Regions from separate parts of the Mus musculus genome. Here regions 2 and 3 are each linked to region 1. The links are chromatin contacts, found by Hi-C or POLR2A ChIA-PET in ENCODE. All regions are on one chromosome and are shown on one strand. The core of a region is the stretch at or near the end of the contact, and the rest is flanking DNA. Distances in the headings are between cores, read along the strand shown. Region 1 overlaps Tsc22d1 (TSC22 domain family, member 1). Region 2 has its middle 36 kb from the start of 1700105F02Rik. Region 3 overlaps 1700105F02Rik (a long non-coding RNA gene).

Evidence for each region. A loop is a pair of places that touch in the nucleus more often than their neighbours do. ChIA-PET counts read pairs that join two places held with the same protein, here RNA polymerase II (POLR2A).
Region 2: a map of Patski shows a loop between it and region 1 (4-fold over the local background). The contact joins two enhancer-like sites. A Hi-C loop is called at or near these places in 3 of 37 maps with a recorded cell type or tissue (Patski and heart). POLR2A ChIA-PET finds 5 or more read pairs at or near these places in 5 of 5 experiments (Patski and embryonic stem cell).
Region 3: a map of heart shows a loop between it and region 1 (4-fold over the local background). The contact joins two enhancer-like sites. A Hi-C loop is called at or near these places in 4 of 37 maps with a recorded cell type or tissue (adrenal gland and heart). POLR2A ChIA-PET finds 5 or more read pairs at or near these places in 4 of 5 experiments (Patski and embryonic stem cell).

The regions. Positions count from the first base shown.
Region 1 is chr14:76,507,408-76,510,619 of GRCm38, reverse strand. It overlaps Tsc22d1 (TSC22 domain family, member 1), which reads right to left. Exons shown (of 3, transcript NM_207652.3): 3 at 2,855-3,212. Among named protein-coding and RNA genes, the nearest start is that of 4930444M15Rik, 12 kb to the left of the region's middle. Within about 2 kb of position 1,720, at least 2 of the 3 ENCODE cell types and tissues checked have a DNase peak (open chromatin) inside an H3K27ac peak, as active enhancers do.
Region 2 is chr14:76,712,472-76,715,683 of GRCm38, reverse strand. No RefSeq gene overlaps it. Among named protein-coding and RNA genes, the nearest start is that of 1700105F02Rik, 36 kb to the right of the region's middle. Within about 2 kb of position 1,568, at least 1 of the 3 ENCODE cell types and tissues checked has a DNase peak (open chromatin) inside an H3K27ac peak, as active enhancers do.
Region 3 is chr14:76,672,339-76,675,550 of GRCm38, reverse strand. The region is part of intron 2 of 1700105F02Rik (a long non-coding RNA gene); the gene reads left to right. Among named protein-coding and RNA genes, the nearest start is that of 1700108F19Rik, 3.6 kb to the left of the region's middle. Within about 2 kb of position 1,615, at least 1 of the 3 ENCODE cell types and tissues checked has a DNase peak (open chromatin) inside an H3K27ac peak, as active enhancers do.

The DNA.
Region 1 (3,212 bases), core at 471-2,970:
TGGATCTCCGACTCCCGACAGTTCCACCACCACCCCCGATGGCTCACCCACTGCATAGTTTAAAGTGTTTGTCAGAAGCCACGGACCTTGGGATACTCATTTCCTCCTTCGCATCCCAGGCAGAAGATGCTAAAATGCTCCGTGGTGACCCATGCTTGCTCCTAGGGCTGTGCTTCCTCACTCAGGGCAGCAGGGGAAGGCCTTCTGCTTTGATCATTCCCTCATAAAGGACAGCAAGTGCCTCACCTCCATGGACACTAGGTCTTCATTTGCAGATGGGTGGAAACCCAGAGGATCATTTTGGGTCAATTTGGCAGAATTCAAATCCTTCAGCACTCACTCACCAGGAAGGAAACCCAAGTCTCAAAGTGATACCTAACTCCAAGGCAGAGGCAGGGACAGGGAAGAAGACAACAATGGATCTAAGACAACCATCACGTCCCAGTTTGCACTGGGCAGTGGTACAGTGTTTAGAACTGAGTTCTACCTTCTGGGAAGACCCCAGCCAACCAGTGTGGTCGTTTGTCACAACAGGTCGTCACGGCAGTCCTGCTTAAGGAAAGACACGGAGCACTTAGAAAGCAACGGAGACCATCTTCATTGCAATGTATGTTGTCCCTGGAAACTCAGAGAATTGGTTTTGAGAACTACACAGTCTTGTAGCACACACATCCACAGTCACAATCTTGGTCCCTGGGTTGACTGGAGAAGGTGGGGGTAGGGCCATCCTATCAAGAGACATGGCTTCTCATTTAGCAATACTTTTTGTTTGTTTGTTTGTTAATTTCGAGAAATGTCTTGTTATATAGCACTGGATGGCCTTGAACTCAAGATCTTGCTTCAGCTGGATCTACAGGCATGTATCTCCACAGTCATTAACTAGCGCTCTTAAAGATGTCTGCCCTCAGCCTGGGGTTCACACACACACACACACACACACACACACACACACACACACACACACGATTGGCAGAGATGGATCTTGGGCAGGTTGAAGATACTCGTTGATATTCTCTGAAGAAACTAACCCAGCATTCTAAGACTCGGTGCTCAGTCTCCATGAGAAGGGCTTTTCTAATTTGAGCTGAAGTTTAGCCAAGTTCTGGGTCTTGAAAGCTCTCACCCAGTGATTTCATGGATGGGGAGGTGGGTCTGTGGATTTCTGTTCCCTCCAAATATCAAATAGCCGGTTTCCACAGCACCTCAGGTGCGGTCGGCGAGTGTCTTTCTCCCACACAGCAGAGCAGGAACCTCATGGCACAATCTGCTCCCCAGTCCTGTTGGTAGGCAGTATTTTCAAACGATTTTATCTGGGAGGAAATTTCATTTTCGGCTTGTGTCTGATCTTACTGCTGTGATTACTGTCTGAATGGATGGGAAATGGACAGCTAAAGGCTGTCACTGCACAAGGCTTCATCTTGTATTTCACTCAGCCGGAGGGACAGTAGTGCCTGCATTGAAATTCATTTTCATTCCTAATTATGGTTATAATTAACTTTTATACGTTTCCTGAGCAAATATATAAACCTGATTTCTGGCACGCTGTATTCATCACAATTATTTTTACTTTTAAACTATGCGAAAACCAAAAGCACAGCTCCTGAATTCTGAACATTGTTAATTTGAAGCAGAGAGCAGGCATTCTTAGAATCACATGGTACCGTCGTCTCTCCGGCACTGTGCCTGGGTCTGTCCTGCAGTGACGTCACGAACACCCAGGGCTCACACTAGATCTCCTTCGGCTTTAGAAGTCACTCCTGCTCCATGGCAGGTGAAGTGTGACTCTATCAACTCCATAGTGACCCACGGGCCAAGGATGCCTAGTTAGGTTTGTGAGTTAGCAATAAGATGTGCTTAGAAATCAACTTAGATATGTTTAAATAGCAGTCAGTAAAACTTCTGAATTTACAAAGGCGAGGAAAGGCCATAAAAATATATCTTTTCATGTTAATGATTCATTACTATTTCACATATCAAGACACCGCAATCTTGTGAGATTTTCTATTAGTCGAAATAATGTCTATTTAGTTCATCAAGGGTGGAGACTTTAAATTCTCCACAGCTACATGAAAAAATGTGAGATGAAATGGCTACTGTCTAGTTTTCTTCAGAGAATCACCATCGAAGCTTCCCGTTAGATCAGTTATGTAGCTCTAAGTATGAGACACTGTCAAGTTCTTGCTGCCCTCCAGTTATCATTATGGCAACTGCCATCGGCTTACAGTGAGGACTTAGGTAACCCTCAGAGGATGCACAGGATGGACCCAACTCGCACCACATCCAAGAGCTATTGCCGAGGTCCTGGGGCAGAGAGCCAAGCCTGTCCTGCTAAGGCCCTTCCTCCTCCTTAGGCTCCACTGTGTTTACACATCACCCAGAAGGGAGAGATGTCCCAGGTCCTACCTAGCTCAAGCCCAGTACATCCTTTCAACCCCCAGAAGAGTGTCTACAAACACAACTACTCTCCCAGGGGCCAGAAACTCATTCTGGCAGCAGAGCTGTCAACGTGGAAACGAACCTGTCCCTCTTCCTTTAACCTTCACACACCAACCAGGCTTGTTCCCTCTCAGTTCAGCAACTACGAATAAATAAGCTCTACATAAACCCTCAAATTTTAAATTGGAGAAGTGAAGATTCTCTTATCAGTCCAGAGGGGTGAAGTGACTTAGTCACAAGAGAATGAGCCCTTCTGCCTGCATTCCCCCCCCCCCCCCAATCAAAACAATGTCTCCTCTCTTCTGGAGTCAAAGCACTGGTGTCAGCGCCCTGAGACTTTACTAGGCAAACTGCTGTTGACTTCATGAAGAGCAGCTGTGGAAATGAATGTATTAATGGCGTCATATAGAAACACGTGTGTATCAACATTTGATATGCTTTATTGAAAGGTGACAAGTAGAACAGGTAAATACAGTGGGGACTGTGTGGGGGACATGCGCAGAACGACTATACAGGTGAGGTGCAGAAACCCCTACTGGGAAATCCACTTCCTTAGCAACTGACCACTTCTCCAGGTATCACCAGCTTAACTGACATCGGTCACGGGGAGTTTACTTCGCAAGACTTCAGCAGCTAGATTCCGGGATTACACAGAGTGACTAACTGGGCCAAATTCTTAAAATTTCTTCAGGTGTGGTTTTTGTCACAAAGCAGTTTTTAAGTAGATCTCTCTAGGAAGGACAAGCCACACCTTTTCAGACAGCCAATGAAACATC
Region 2 (3,212 bases), core at 319-2,818, 210 kb before region 1:
AGTTTTGGAGTTGTTACTTCTGTGCATCATACCATGTGTATGGTACTTCCTACATGATCAGGAAATATTCAGTGAGAGAATAAATGACCAACTGATCATGAACCCAACATTCATCAAAGAGTTGGCCAGATCATTAGCATACAATATAAAATCCTAAAAGACTAATAACTCTAATTGAGAAAAGTTAGGATTGATGTGTGTGTACAAATCTTAGGACTGGGGTACGTGTGCAAATGTGTGGTGCTGGATCTTGTGCTTATAAACTTGATCTCACCGTCACCTGAAGTCTGAAAAACTCCCTCAGGTCATGAAGGCACACTGGAGCAACCCTTTCTTACCTCACCTAAGTAGACAAAAATAAAACCAAAACAAAACAAAACTTCACACTCCACTATCAGTCTCATACTTCTCTGAAAGCTACAAATTGTTCATGCTCTTGAACGCTAAGGGTCAAGTGGGCTGGTCTCTACCACCAGGTTTCTATTCTTTGCTATTCTTTTGACACAACCCCAAAACTCTTCGGCCAGTTAATTTTTAGACACCAGATAAGTCGGGAGCTGTGGTGCAGCACTGGAGGTCTCCTGCCAGATACTAATTTCATGAGTCAGCACCCTTAACCTTTCTGTAGTTAAGCGACCCCTGCATAGGGTGGCATGCAAGCCAAGTCAGGAGCTCGGGCTTCATGGGAACATCTGGAGGCTCCTTTGCAGGCTTGTTAATGATCTCCAGTGTTTAGCTCAGTTACTCCCACCATCTCCTAACAGACAAGAGAGGTGCAGAAGGTTCCATGGGCCTGGCTGAACCCAACTCCCACACCCTAGGCAGGCACTAGGCCAGAATTCTGTGACGGAATATCACTGCAAACCCATGAAAGGAAGTTTCAAAAGAGCTGTTTTAAAATCCCACATCAGAGCCAAGGTCAACAGTCTGGGACCCGGTTGCCACTCCAACTTGGGTTAGGCAAAGCAAGCAGCTGGGTGAGCCGGGTGAAGCTAGGGAATCCATGGAGAAGGGCGTTCAAAGAATGCGTTAGAGTTGAGTCTCATCGATTCATGGTGCCTGCTGCCCTTGAGAAACTCTGGATGCTTTGAAAGGGAGATGCTGTAATGCGCACTGAGGTATCGAGTGCCTGCAGAAGGATTCAGTTCAAATTGGAAATCATCAACAACAATCACCCTGTGAGCAATATTTCCTGAATCCTTCCTCCATGCAGGACGGTCAGACCGACTCTCCTATTGTGGAAAGACCACTGACCCCACTGGGCACATCCTAGAGAAACCATTCCCGTGTGTACCGTTATCCCTACTCCATGCCTAGCACATACTACAGCTTTCATATGTCCCATGCATGTCTAAAGACCACCAGCAAACAGTGGCTATCCTGGTGCCAGGACACCGTTAAGTGGTGAAGTGAAAAGAGGAGAGTGTGGTCTTCCCATCAAGTGTCTCAGTGACAAATAGGGCACTTCCTGGAGGGGGAAGGGCTGGATAGAAGAGATAAGCACTGCCCCGGGTGTCTGCATGCTCCCATCCTGCTGGAGCTGAGGCCAAAGACTGTTTGAAGTTCACAAGGGAGAGCCGCTTGGCCTGAGAACATGCATGTTATTTTTTCCCCCATCATTTGCAGAGTCATCCACTTAGGGTGAGGGCACAGCTCAGCAGTCGTCCTTGCAGCTCGCTGGCCACCTTTGACCTATTCGGTTTAACCTCAAAGAAAAACACGGACTTAAGAAGGAGCAAAACTTGGACTTCTGAGATCCTTAAGCAAATTGGTTTCTGGAGCCTCTGGGAAGGTTCTGCACTAGCAAGCTGCTAAATGTCACCGCTGCTCAACCCTCAGTGAGAAACTCAATGATCAATTACCTCCAGCATGCCAGGTGCTGGTAAACAGACCATTTCCCCCAGCCCTGCTCCAAACTCACCATCTTCTTTCATCTTCATGCTTAGTCCAGTCATGACCATCTCTCTGGAGCTCAGACCTGTCACAGGAACTCAAAGCTTTATCCGTGTGAGTCAGCCTCCTCCTTCAGAAGTTTATGATTCCTCGGTGTCTTCAAGGTTAGGTCTATTCTCTGGAGCTTAGCACCCAAAGCCACCGGTGAGTGTCCCCAGTTGCCCCTCTTCATGCACCACCACCACCCCACACCTCCCCCTCACATATCCCCATGCAGGTTTGCTTCTCTCAGCTTCTTTCTGTGGCTCTCACAGTTCTGATTCACCCTGAGTGACCAAAGCATCCTGCTTTTCTCCTAGATCCTTCTTTCCCTTCCCTATCACAACGGCTTTCCTGGGTCCACAGTGAGACAAACTGGCCCCCTGAAACTCTTTCTCTCGGGTCCTCAATGCCCTTTTCTGTCTTGACTTATGTGTTCATTCTCAATGGAGAATAGCTCACTCCCCCAAGTGAGCCAGAAGTGGTTCTTGGCAAGCAGGGGTACTATTCTCTTTATTATAAAATACAGATGTGCAGCCAGTATACAAACAGAGTGTATCTGTATTATTAAAATTTCATGGACAACAGGCAGGGAAGAAGGGTCAACAGTCAAGACCACTTGCTGCTCTTTCCTTCCCATGACCAGTGCCCAGTTCCCAGCACATACACTGGGGTAGCTCATGATTGCCTGTAACTCTGGCTCCAAGGGGATCCAGAGCTCCCAGCCTCCACAGGAACCTGAGTCTACTCACATGAACACGCCCATGCACAGACAGGCACGCACACGTAATTTAAAATGAAACCCTTTTAAAATGCCCATGATCTGGAGGAGATAATGAGAAATATCCAGAGACTGCATATGTAACTCTGTAACATGCTTGCCTACCATGCGCCAAGCCCTGGATTTGATTCCCAGCACCATATAAACCAGGAATCATGGTTCATGCCTGGAATGTAGCATTCTAGAGGCAGAGGCAGGAAGAGGTCTAACTTCAAGGTCAGCCTTGGGCACTCAGGGAATCTGAGGCCAGCCTAGATTACATAAGGTCCTGTCTCAAAAACAAACAAACAAACAAACAAACACCTAAATAAAGAAAACAGCCTGAAAAGGCTCTGTGGAAACCTGGTGAGAGAAAGACTGAGAAATACAGCAGGCACATGAGCAGTCTTTCTCACAGCCAATGATGGTGAGGTTTTGTTCATCCTCTGAATCAATAAAGTGACCCCACCCCTAAAGTACTTTCTGGAGATGGTCTCATGTTAAAAGCTTGGTGAATACA
Region 3 (3,212 bases), core at 366-2,865, 170 kb before region 1:
AGGGAGGCATTCCTCTTGCTACTTGCTTACTGCACTGAATATTTGTGTCATCCCAAATTCATATGTTGCAAGCTACGCATCGAGGTGATGGTGTTAGGAGGTGGGTCCCTGGGAGGTGATTAATGCCTTTCTAAAAGAGACTCATGGAATAGGGGAAACATGCTTTCTCCTTTCCGGGATGTGAGGGCAAAGCAATCAGGCAACCTGTGAGCCAGGAAAGGGGCCTCGCCTGCCTTTACTCTGCAGCCTCCTTCCAAGCAATACATTCCTCTTGCTTATCAATTACCCAGTCAAAGGGATCTTGTCACAGCTGCCTGAACGGACAAAAGCAAAGCTGTTAGGAAGAACTGGGGGAGGGTGTGGGGGAGGGCTATTCTTAGCTGTCAACTTGACTATATCTGGAATGAACGACAATCCAGAAACGGAGGGCACACCTGTGGGAGATTTTCTGCTTGGTTTGAAGTGGGTGAACCTGCTGCTAGTCCGGATGTTTGAGGTAGGGAGACACTCGCCTTTGATCCAGATCTTGAGGCGGGAAGACATAAGCCTTTGATCCGGATATTAAGGCTGGAAGACTGTAGGCCTTTAATTTGGATCTTGAAGTGCTAAGGCACATGCCTTTAATCCAAATCTTGAGCAGGGCAAAGACACACCTTTAATATGGGCCATACCTTCTGCTGGAAGTCTATATTAGGACATAGAAGAAGGAAGTTTTCGTTCTTGTCTGCTTGTCCTTGCCTTGCTAGCACGACCATTGCATTATAGCCTACTTCTTCAGGATTCCAGACTATACTGAAAACCAGCTGAAACCCAGCGTTGTGGGACTGAGCAAACTAGATTCTTATAGATAGATGACAGATAGATAGATAGATAGATAGATAGATAGATAGAAAGAAAGAAAGAAAGAAAGAAAGAAAGAAAGAAAGAAAGAAAGAAAGATTCATTCCAGAAGTTCTGTGACTCTAGAGAACCCTGACTAATTCAGAGTACTTCAGGAAAGAATTTTATTTCTTAAAAATAGAAATCTAGTATTTTAGATTTATATGAGGAGTGGTACAACAGACACTGTAAAGCATGAGGACAGCAGTCCTGGGGTGACAATGAAGGACAGAAAAGGAAGAGGTGATCATCAAGTCATCTTGCAAACACCAGAGCCGGGCCACTCCAGGCATCATCTTCAGCAAACATTAAACTGCACTCAGGTCCCCCTGCCACAGTCGACCCTCCTATTCCAGCTTGAAACAGAAAGCATTCTTGAAGTGTGTGTGTATGTATGTGTGTGTTGGGGTAGGGGAGGAGCTGAGCTAGCCAAACCTTCCCATCAAAATAAAAGTTTCTCCATCCCCAGTCTCACAGCACACACGGCCAGTGCTCCACTCTACCAGATGTTTCCAAGGTTTGCTGGTTACACAAAGTTCTTCTTCCCCTTTTTCGAACCTCCTGACCACAATCACTCCACTAATGATAAGCTATTTAAAGGCACCAAGTAGCCTGAATCATTTTTATATCCACTACTCTCCCCCCCTGCCTGTTAATGATGACTCCTTGGACTATTTCTGTCCTGAGTTGTCATGCCTACTATGGACTAGACAAAACAAACCACCTTGCACGCGCGCATGCGAGCACACACACACACACACACACACACACAGTCACACGTTTATTGACTTGAAACAAGAACCAGCAAGCCAGAATTACTGTGTACCACTCAAGATCTGAATGTACCAAAGGAAGTGGAAGTGATCCAACCAGTGTCAAGATACTGAAAAGGAAACCAAGGCCCAAGGAAGGAGAGGAGAGAGAGGCAGGGAAGACCGACAGCGGCAGCTCTGGGCTGGACGCCTGTGAGATTGACTGCACTGATATGACAAGCGGCTGCCATAATCAGTTTTTGTAAAAGCTGCTCTCCTAGGTTGTAATCAATTAAAGCATGCAGTGTTTATTCTCAGACTTTCCTATTCTGGGACTGGAGGGCTCCAGACTAAGCTCGCACACCCATCCCTTGCCTGGCACAATCTGCACATCAGTCACACTGGTTTTGGGTGGTCAGGCAAAGAAGGGATTAGTGGATGGCTGTGCCCGCAGAAGTCAGGAAGATGTCGTGGGAGGCAGTACCAGCCACAAGTGGCACCTGACCGCACCAGAAACACTACCATTGGAGAGTTGACCCTACTTATGTTTAATCTTAACTGGTGATTTTTACACCCCTCTGTGTGCAGGAGGCAAGATCAGCTTTCTTGTTTGTTAGTAAAGATCATATGGGCTGAGAATGTCGTGGAACACTGCAGGGCTTGTTTGCCTGCCACATACGAGGTCTTGGATTTGATTCCTAGTACTACAGTAAACAAAGAAGCAAATAAATAAATATTTTGAGATGTTGTGGTACACACATGACATCCCAAGTCTTAGAGACTGCTGTAGGATCGTGAGTTCAGGGCCAGCTTGGGCTACATAGATAAACCCTATCTCAGGAACAAAGGGAGGGGGAGGGGAGAGGAACATGCGATGCTTTTGCGGGAGGTCAACATTAACTAACCTAGGATGCAAGAAAGAAAATAGTGTGACTGACAGAAACCTCCTCTGCTCCTATGTAGGACTTTCTAATCACCACACAAAGGGGCTTTTCACCACATGCAGTCTACACTCCGTCCATAACCTTGGCAATCAATGAGACCCTTCAAGTTCTCCCAACAAGAGCATCCATGCAAGAAGGCAGGCTACAGGAGGGAGGGGAGGAGAGTCCCAGTCAAAATGAAAACACAGACTTCTTCAAGACAGCACATGCAGCTACAAAGGCAATTTTTTCCTCCTGAAGTTGAAATCGATAGGAAATTAAATCCATCAGCTTATCTCTGCTGCCAGAGCTATGCACCCCACATGAAGAACATGAAGAACAGCACATGTACATGTTATCTGTTCTGTTATAGTACAGTAACCTGGAAAAACAACTCTGAAGGCTGAGATCTGCAGAGAAGAGGGGGACCTTTAGCTCTTGGGATGCTGGCTACTGCCCATCATCTGAGCAGGTCTGTTAGAGGAGTACTGACTGCAGAAAACCGAGTTCTGAGATGTCATTAGGAGCCTATTACCTCCCCTTTTCTGTCTCTGTCTGTCTGTCCCCTTCCCTTCTACTAGTCCACTAGTGGTCATTATTTGCTACTGCCTGATCATGTAGTTCACATTTTTGCCTTGGTATAATCTTTGTAAGAGAA